2 separate regions of the Homo sapiens genome follow, and region 2 is linked to region 1. Evidence: chromatin contacts called from ENCODE Hi-C or POLR2A ChIA-PET data. All regions are on one chromosome and are shown on one strand. The core of a region is the stretch at or near the end of the contact, and the rest is flanking DNA. Distances in the headings are between cores, read along the strand shown.

Region 1 (4,066 bases), core at 701-3,200:
TCTCCTTCTCCACTGACTCCCACCCTCAGCCACCAGACTCAGCTTCCTAAACACGCATCTAATGACACTGTCTCCTCTGAAAAGTGCAGTGGTTCCCACATCGTATGGGATAATCTATGCAGAGCATTCAAAACCTCATGGCGCCAGGAGGTCGAGGCCAGCCCGGGCAACATAGTGAGACCTCATCTCTACAAAACATTTTAAAAGTTAGCTGGGCATGGTGACACACACCTGTATTCCCAACTACTCAGGAGGCTGAGGCAGGAAGATTGCTTGAACCAGTAAGTTGAGGCTGCAGTGAGCTATGATTGTGCCACTGCACTCCAGCCTGGGTGGCAAAGCAAGACCCTGTCTCTAAAAATAAATAAATAACAAAACTCTATAGTTTGACCCTAACTTTCTTTTCCAACTGTATCTCTAGCTCTCGTCTTCCTGTTCCAAGGACAACATAATATGAGTCAGCTTTAAAATGGAAGGAGATTCTGAGATAGGCTCCAATGTGTGTGAACCCTGAAGACTTTATGCTAAGTGAAATACACTAGACACAAAAGGACAAATACTGCATGATTCCACTTATGAGGTATGTAGAGCAGTCAAAATCATAGAGACAGAAAGTAGAACCATGGGTGTCAGCGGCTGGAGGGAGAGGGAATGCAGAGTTAATGTTTAATGGGTACACAGTTTTGGTTTGGGAAAATGGAGAGAGTTCTGGAAATGGATGGTGGTGATGGTTGCACAACGTGAATGTACTTAATGCCACAGAACCGTACGCTTAAAAATGGTTAAAATATACTGTTTCCATAGCAACTGAACCATTTTACATTTTTTCCAGCAACACAGAAGGGTTCCAACTTCTCCACATTATGTATATCTTACCACAGTTTTTTTTAAAGGGACAAAAAGTTTGAGAAACAAAGTTAACAGTGTGCTGTGAAAGCTGAGTTGAAGGACTGGCTTGAGTTTCCCCCACCATTCTCTAACAAGGGTGCAGCCTTGACTTCCCTACCACAACCCCCGAGTTTCAAGAAAGACATGGAAAAATGTGGACAGCCCCAGCAAACCAGATCCCAGGACAAAAAGAGGGAAACTGTTAAAGCGTCAGGCTAAGCAGACAGACCCCAGACCCCTTGTGCACAGCGGAACCCTCTCCCAAGCACTGAGCTCACTAAGCTAACCCAGCATCGCCACGAAGCCTCCTGCAGGAAGCACGCCAACTTTAAAATATTATATGAATTTCAAGAAGAAAGCCTACAAAGGAAAAGCCCAGCAGACACCTCCAATGGCCCCCATGTTAAGTTACACAATTGACAACAGAATCCTGTCCCCTGACTGTCCTCGGCAAGCCTGTCCATGTCACCCTCTGCCCACTCATGACACCTCCAATCTGACCATCACTGAAGTGACTGCCCCAAGCCAAATGAACCACACACCTTGTGCTCCACTGCAAGTGCTCTTAACCCTTTCTGGAGGTCAAAACCCTCCTGAGAATCCTATCAAAGCCCTGGCATTCTCCCCAGGAACTGGCAACATTTCAAGGAATTCACAGATGCCCCTGGGCCCCTGGGGCTTACAAACACTGTCCCAGTGCCTGTCTCCTTCACATTTCGCTTCTGTACTGCACTTGAGAGGGACGCTGCAACCTCCCTCCATTTGTAAGAACTATATAACAAATTTCAAGAATCCCTCAGGACTCTCTTTGAAAGGGCAGCCCACGCCCCCAACCAATGTCAGGACGTCAAGGGGAGGTCGTCTCACATCGGCTTGAGAGGCACAGCCCGTCCGACATGCCACATCCCCAAAGGACGCCCCTCCCTGCGACTGCCCTCACAGATGCACTGATGTGACTTATGGGGACTGCTGCGATGCAGTCTGTTAACACTGGCACCAGCTGCCACGGGCGAGTCATCTCAGGAACCTGACCTTGGCAAAGCGTGTTTCACACTCGAGCACAGCTCATCCGGGTGGCCTCGAGCAGGGGCAGGAAGGCGGAAAACGGACAGGGAGGTGCTGGGGTGCACTGCCCCCCAAACCGCACCAGAGGACTCACCTCACCCACACAGGGAGACCAAATCCTCAAAGCCAAATTTTCAAGCTGCTGCTGAGAATCCCATAAAAAGCAATGCTATTTCTAACCTCCCGCACCACGGAAAAATACACACACCACCAAGCAACCCAGAATCTGAGGGTTTATTTTTACATCTTTTCCCCACATCCCCCACCCTGGCCTCCCCCACAAAATTTTAGGTGGAAAATTTGCTGGCTTTTTAGCAGTTTGACAATGCTGTGCTAGGCATGAACTGACGGAGCTGCTAGCGCATTTGAGTTTAAAGCAAAGCGTCAAAGTATTTATCCCATATGACTCCACAGGTCTGCTTGATGAGAAACTAATAAACTCTAATCACAGAAGACAGAATCCAACAAGCAGGCGGAGACGAGGCCCAGGTCTCAGGCCATGGGCAGAAGTGGCAGAGGTGGTAAGTTTCTCTTTCCCACCTCTGAAAGTGGTGTTCCCACCACGGGACTTTCTTCCTGCGGGCTGGCATTCTCTAATCCAAACTATGAACAAGGGCATTCGGCATCCCTGATGCCCTTGCTGCATTTCTGATTTTCTCAATGCCACTCTTAACCCTTGATTTGGTTTGGCTGTGTTGCCACCCAAATCTCAACTTGAATTGTATCTCCCAGAATTCCCACATATCGTGGGAGGGACCCAGCGGAAGGTAATTGAATTATGAGGGCCTTTCCTGTGCCATTCTCGTGATAGTGAATTAGTCTCACGAGATCTGATAGGTTTGTTTCTGCTTTTGCTTCTTCCTCATTCTCCCTTGCTGCCGCCCTGTAAGAAGTGCCTTTTGCCCTCAGCCACGATTCTGAGGCCTCCCCAGCCATGTGGAACTGTAAGTCCAATTAAACCTATTTTCTTCCCAGTCTCGGGTATGTCTTTATCAGCAGGGTGAATATGGTCTAACACAGTAAATTGGTATCAGTAGAGTGGAGCACTGCTGAAAAGATACTCGAAAATGTGAAAGTGATTTTGGAACTGGGTAACAGGCAGAAATCAGATCAGTTTGAAGGGCTCAGAAGAAGACAGGAAAATGTGGGAAAGTTTGAAACTTCCTAGAGACTTGTTAAATGGCTTTGCCCAAAATGCTGATAGCAATAAGGACAATAAAATCCAGGCTGAGGTGGTCTCAGACAGAGATGAGGAACTTGTTGGGAACTGGAGCAAAACTGACTCTTGCTATGTTTTAGCAAAGAGACTGGCAACATTTTGCCCCTGCCCTAAAGATTTGTGGAACTTTGAACTTGAAAGAGATGATTTAGGGTATCTGGTGGAAGAAATTTCTAAGCAGCAAAGCATCCAAAGGTGACTTGGGTGCTGTTAAAGGCATTCAGTTGTATAAGGGAAGCAGAGCATAAAAGTTTGGAAAATTTGCAGGCTGACTATGCAATAGAAAAGAAAAACCCATTTTCTGAGGAGAAATTCAAGCTGGCTGCAGAAATGTGCATAAATAGCAAGAAGCCTAATGTTAATCTCCAAGACCATGGGGAAAATGTCTCCAGGCCTTGTCAGAGACCTTCACAGCAGCCCCTCCCATCACAGGCCCAGAGGCACAGAAAGAAAAAGTGGTTTTGTGGGCTGGGCCCAGGGTCCCCGTGCTGTATGCAACCTAGGGACTTGGTGCCCTGTGTCCCAGCCACACCAGAAGTGGCTGAAAGGGGCCAACATACAGTTCAGGCTGTGACTTCAGAGGGTGGAAGCCCCAAGCCTTGGCAGCTTCCACATGGTGTTGAGCCTGCGGGTACACAGAAGTCAAGAATTGAGGTTTGGGAACCTCCGCCTAGATTTCAGAAGATGTATGGAAATGCCTAGATGCCCAGGCAAAAGTTTGCTGCAGGGGCGGGGCCCTCATGGAGAACCTCTGCTAGGGAGCCCCCACACAGAGTCCCTACTGGGGCATGGCCTAGTGGAGCTGGGAGAAGAGGGCCACCATCCTCCAGACCACAGAATGGTAGATCCACAGACAGCCTGTACCGTGTGCCTGGAAAAGACACAGACACTCAA
Region 2 (4,066 bases), core at 710-3,209, 330 kb before region 1:
CCTCTTTAATATTCTAAACATATTTTTTTCCTAAGATTTTTGGAGTTTGAATTTTATGTTAGATCTTTATTTGCTCTGGATTTTATTCCTCTTTTGGTCTGACACAGCACATGGAACATGTGATATTGACTGAAAGGTGTGCATCTTCTGAGCTAATATATCTGATTTTAAAATTCAGGCAAGGATAAGAAAGATCTCAGTTGTATGAAACAGTGCATGGAATTACTCTCTGTAAAACTAAACTCCAGGCCAGGCGTGCCTGGAATCTCAGCACTTTGGGAGACCAAGACGGGGGAATTGTTTAAGACCAGGAGTTCAAGATCAGCCTGGGCAATATAGCGAGACCCTGTCTCTTAAAAAAAAAAAAAAAGTAAAGGCCCCACCATCTTTCTTTTTAAGGGGACTGCTTTCTTATAAACCTGCCACACACAGGTACCGCCCTGCCCTGCTGGGACACCTGCACCATGCTGTTGCCCTGAGGCTCCAAATATGAGTCATGCCCAGCCGTGGCAGGTGCATCTACAGCACATGGATGAGCGTCGGCCCTGGGGGTTCACGGGCACCCTAGTGGCATGGTGCCTGGGGCAGGTCAAGTTCATGGGCATGCTCAGAGGCTGTGGGAGCAGGAACACTGTCCTCAGGAGCCTGCAAACCGAATCGAGTGGCCCCGTGGGGTGCCCTGGGGTGGCGGCAGCCTGATGAGGCCTGAGCCATGAAGGCACTCAGCCCTGGGCACAGGAGGCAGCTCTTCCTGCAGGCAACAAAGACCCAGGGATACCTGGGTCCCAGAGACCACCATCCTCACAGCCTGGTCATCTCACTGCAGCAGCTTGGTCCCTGGCTGCAGGTGACGGTGGCCGGTGGGTGCTCCCGAAGCCCTCCCCTGAGGGCGTCAGGGTCTGGTGCGGGGCCCACACACGCGGCAGAGCCTTGCTCTGGGGACTCTGGGCAAAACCCATCAGTGGAAACAGACCTCCTTCTCGTCTTTAAGTCACAGGAGCCAGAACACTAGCAACAGAAAAGATGAGCATTGTACTCTCTTCAGGGCCACAAAGCCTCCCCAGGCAGGGCCCAGGAGATCCTCAAAGTGAAAACTGCAGTCAACAGGTTCTTGGAAACGTGTGTGAGGATTCCCAGACCCTGAGCCCTGCATTGAGATGCCCTCTCCCTCCATGACCCCCTTTCAAGCTCACGAGGGGGTGTGTGGCAACCCCCCCCCCCCCACCTGTCCTCCCACACCCTCTCAGTCATTTTAAACAGGAGAATTCCACTAAACACCCACAGCCTGTTTTCACGTGGCAGGGCAGGGAGGTGGCTGTGGTGCGTGGAGCCCAGCATCCACAGAAAGGAAAGACACCTGGGGTTTGGGTTTCGTTTTTAGGGGTTGGGGAGGAGTGGGCTGGAAAGGGGAGGCTAAGAAGAAAATGAATTCTGGAAGAACTGTTAAAACAGAAAGTTTAGAAAAATAAAACCCGCAGGAATAGTAGCATTCTTAGAAAATTAATAGGATGCTTTGGGGCTTCCAAGATGCTACACGCCTAACACGGATTCTGAACACAGACCACTGGTTGAGTTTCCTTGTTCAACAGTAACAGATGTCCACAGAAGAGTGCTAGAAAGCAGGGCACGCAAGGAAAGAAGTTGAGGCCAAAGTCAAACGTTCACATCCCCCTTCTACGGCGCTGTAGTTCATGATGCTGTAACAGATGAGTCACTGCAATGGAAATACCGGATACTTTTTAATACATCTAGTCTAAAACTTACAGGAAGGCATCCTAGCACCTTCTTTTATTATTGTACAGCAGTGACAGTGACGACAGTGATGATGGCATCTCTCTATTTTTATGGAAACATCTCCAGGAAATCCCAAGCTGCACAGTGGAGAATTACAGGAACAGAAGAAGTGGTGTGAAGTCTGTCGGTCTCTTCCCTGGTTCAATGAGGAGCTGAACTGAATCATACTAGAGGCATGAGTGTCTGCGCTATTTTTAAAGAGCTCTGGGGAAGTGTGGTTGTCCCACCTTAGGCTCCTAATATAACACTCATTTCTATTTGTGGGATGGTTAACACCATCTTCCATTTGGTCTTTCCTCCACTAATATATTATCCTTCACTGAAGTCTTATTTCTACAGTTTAATTCTTTTTAAGCTCCAGATGTGTTATGTATGCCCTCAAAGACCCTATCATGGGTCAGGGGGCAAGGTCTGGGCCCCTCATGCGTTCCTCTCTTTCCCCAGGCCAAGTAAACACCTTGGCAGGAATCCAGAAAACGATCCACGCAGAACATTGCAATGTCACAGAAATGGCCGCCCACTGGCCACGAAGCCCTGGCCCCACCCTGCGAGGTCACTTCCTACCCTACCAACAGCAGCACCCCACCTCACTCCCCTACGTGCTGGCCTTTCCTGGAGCACCAAACCCAGGGCTGGCTGACCGCAGAGCCTTACCTCCAGGCAGCCCCTTCCCCTGCACGCCTCCTGCCCCACCGCTGGGACAGACACCCACCCTCCCACATGTTGGCTGGGCCTGCTTGGCTACTGCACAGTGAACTTGTCGCATTTCCTTCCTGTCTCTGTCCTCCTCAGCAGAGACGGGTGTGGTGATGAGATGACAGTCTTAGGGGTGTCTTACTCTTTATTTATGGCTCTGTGACACTTTTAAAGTGCTGAATGTTCCTAAAGGCTGGTAAATTCTTTCCAAGATCCTCCAGAGACCGGGCGGCGGTGGTGGCAGGAAGACGGGTGGGGGCAGGAGTTGGAATCTACTTAGACTATAATTGCCTCAAGTTTGTGAACTGTTAGTATAAAAATACTCTTGGAGATTTTAATGGTTGAATGAAGATTCACACTCATTAAACACCATGGTTGAGGGGGAAAATTCAGCCTGTGTTACAAGAATGACTTCACAGCTTGAAGTACAGAAGCAAAACAATAAGAGCTATCATCATACTGATTACATTATATATTTTGAATTTTATTTTCCTTGGAGGTGGGTTGGCTACTCTACTGTATAGTACAACAAGTAGAACGAAAGGGAAAAAAGCTACCCTACAGAAATACCCAGTTTTTGGCGTCACCTGCTGGCTTTATCTTCCTTTAAAAGCTCTTTCCTAAGCCCCGATGATGGGTTCACTACCTTTGGGGACTTCCTGTGCAGCTCTGAACCCTGTTGCAGCACTTATCACTGTCTTGGTGGTATCCATTCTCTGGTCTTCTTCCTCTACAGAGTGAGCCCTGGGTCAACGCCTTGTTCATCCACAGTGTCTCAGCAGGTAGTGTGTGCCTGGCACAAAGTTGGCATTCCCCATTTAGAAGCTGGTGGAGAAGCCCTAAGAACGAAGGGACCCCAACGGCCTGACCTGCTTCAACAGCATCCAGCACAGACACGTATTCTCCCAAACACTTCCTGATGACTTCAGTGGTGCTGGAGTTTTGCTAAAGGTTTTCATATTTTGCAACAATTATTCAAAAATTACTACTCTAAGAGGGTGTGATCTGTCACTGAGAAAAGAGCCTCCTGGTTACTCTGAGCTGCCTGTTTATAGCCATGTATTTATGTACAACATTTGCATGACAATAAAATGAGGAAACGGTCCCTATGATCTGTAGGTGGAGAGATGAACGTGGAGGGCAGGTGTGACCCAGGCGCGGCTACCTGATACCGGCCCAAGGCCAGGTGCCTTGGACGGCACGGGCAGGCGGGCAGCAGCCCGTGATGACTGGACGGACTAGGGAATCCCTCGAATGCAGACTCCACGAGCCCGTCCAGCTGGAGTGGCATCTCCTCACTTTATGAAAGCCCAAGCCTTCATCCACTACAATTACTTCTCACCACGCATTTTAGAATCTAGAGTTTCATGATCTCTTCAGAAAGAAATTTACCTAAATATGTTCTGATCAAAGATGACTGACAGGATTTTCTAAAAAATCAGCAGAGGAGTAAGAGCAATTATAAACCTTTTAAAAGTCTATCCCTCTGCCATGCTATAAATGGAAAAAAATACATACATAAGCCATAATTCCCCCTATAGGATTCATTTAAAATCCACCCTCACCTCCACCTCCA

The links. Hi-C counts contacts between places; a loop is a spot of excess contacts on that map. ChIA-PET counts read pairs that join two places held with the same protein, here RNA polymerase II (POLR2A). Pooled maps may share reads with other maps.
Region 2: a map of naive thymus-derived CD4-positive, alpha-beta T cell shows a loop between it and region 1 (2.2-fold over the local background). The contact joins two enhancer-like sites. A Hi-C loop is called at or near these places in 2 of 168 maps with a recorded cell type or tissue (naive thymus-derived CD4-positive, alpha-beta T cell and posterior cingulate gyrus), 1 of 37 single-sample maps with no recorded cell type and 7 of 50 pooled maps. POLR2A ChIA-PET finds 5 or more read pairs at or near these places in 1 of 52 experiments (HEK293).

What each region holds. Positions count from the first base shown.
Region 1 is chr18:13,282,680-13,286,745 of GRCh38, reverse strand. All of the region lies in intron 2 of LDLRAD4 (low density lipoprotein receptor class A domain containing 4), which reads right to left. Among named protein-coding and RNA genes, the nearest start is that of C18orf15, 45 kb to the right of the region's middle. RefSeq lists an enhancer at 1-430. Within about 2 kb of position 1,950, at least 2 of the 41 ENCODE cell types and tissues checked have a DNase peak (open chromatin) inside an H3K27ac peak, as active enhancers do.
Region 2 is chr18:13,613,409-13,617,474 of GRCh38, reverse strand. The region is part of intron 4 of LDLRAD4 (low density lipoprotein receptor class A domain containing 4); the gene reads right to left. Among named protein-coding and RNA genes, the nearest start is that of MIR4526, 4.3 kb to the right of the region's middle. RefSeq lists enhancers at 965-1,014, 636-1,137, 2,075-2,144, 2,175-2,224, 3,164-3,681 and 1 more. Within about 2 kb of position 1,959, at least 8 of the 41 ENCODE cell types and tissues checked have a DNase peak (open chromatin) inside an H3K27ac peak, as active enhancers do.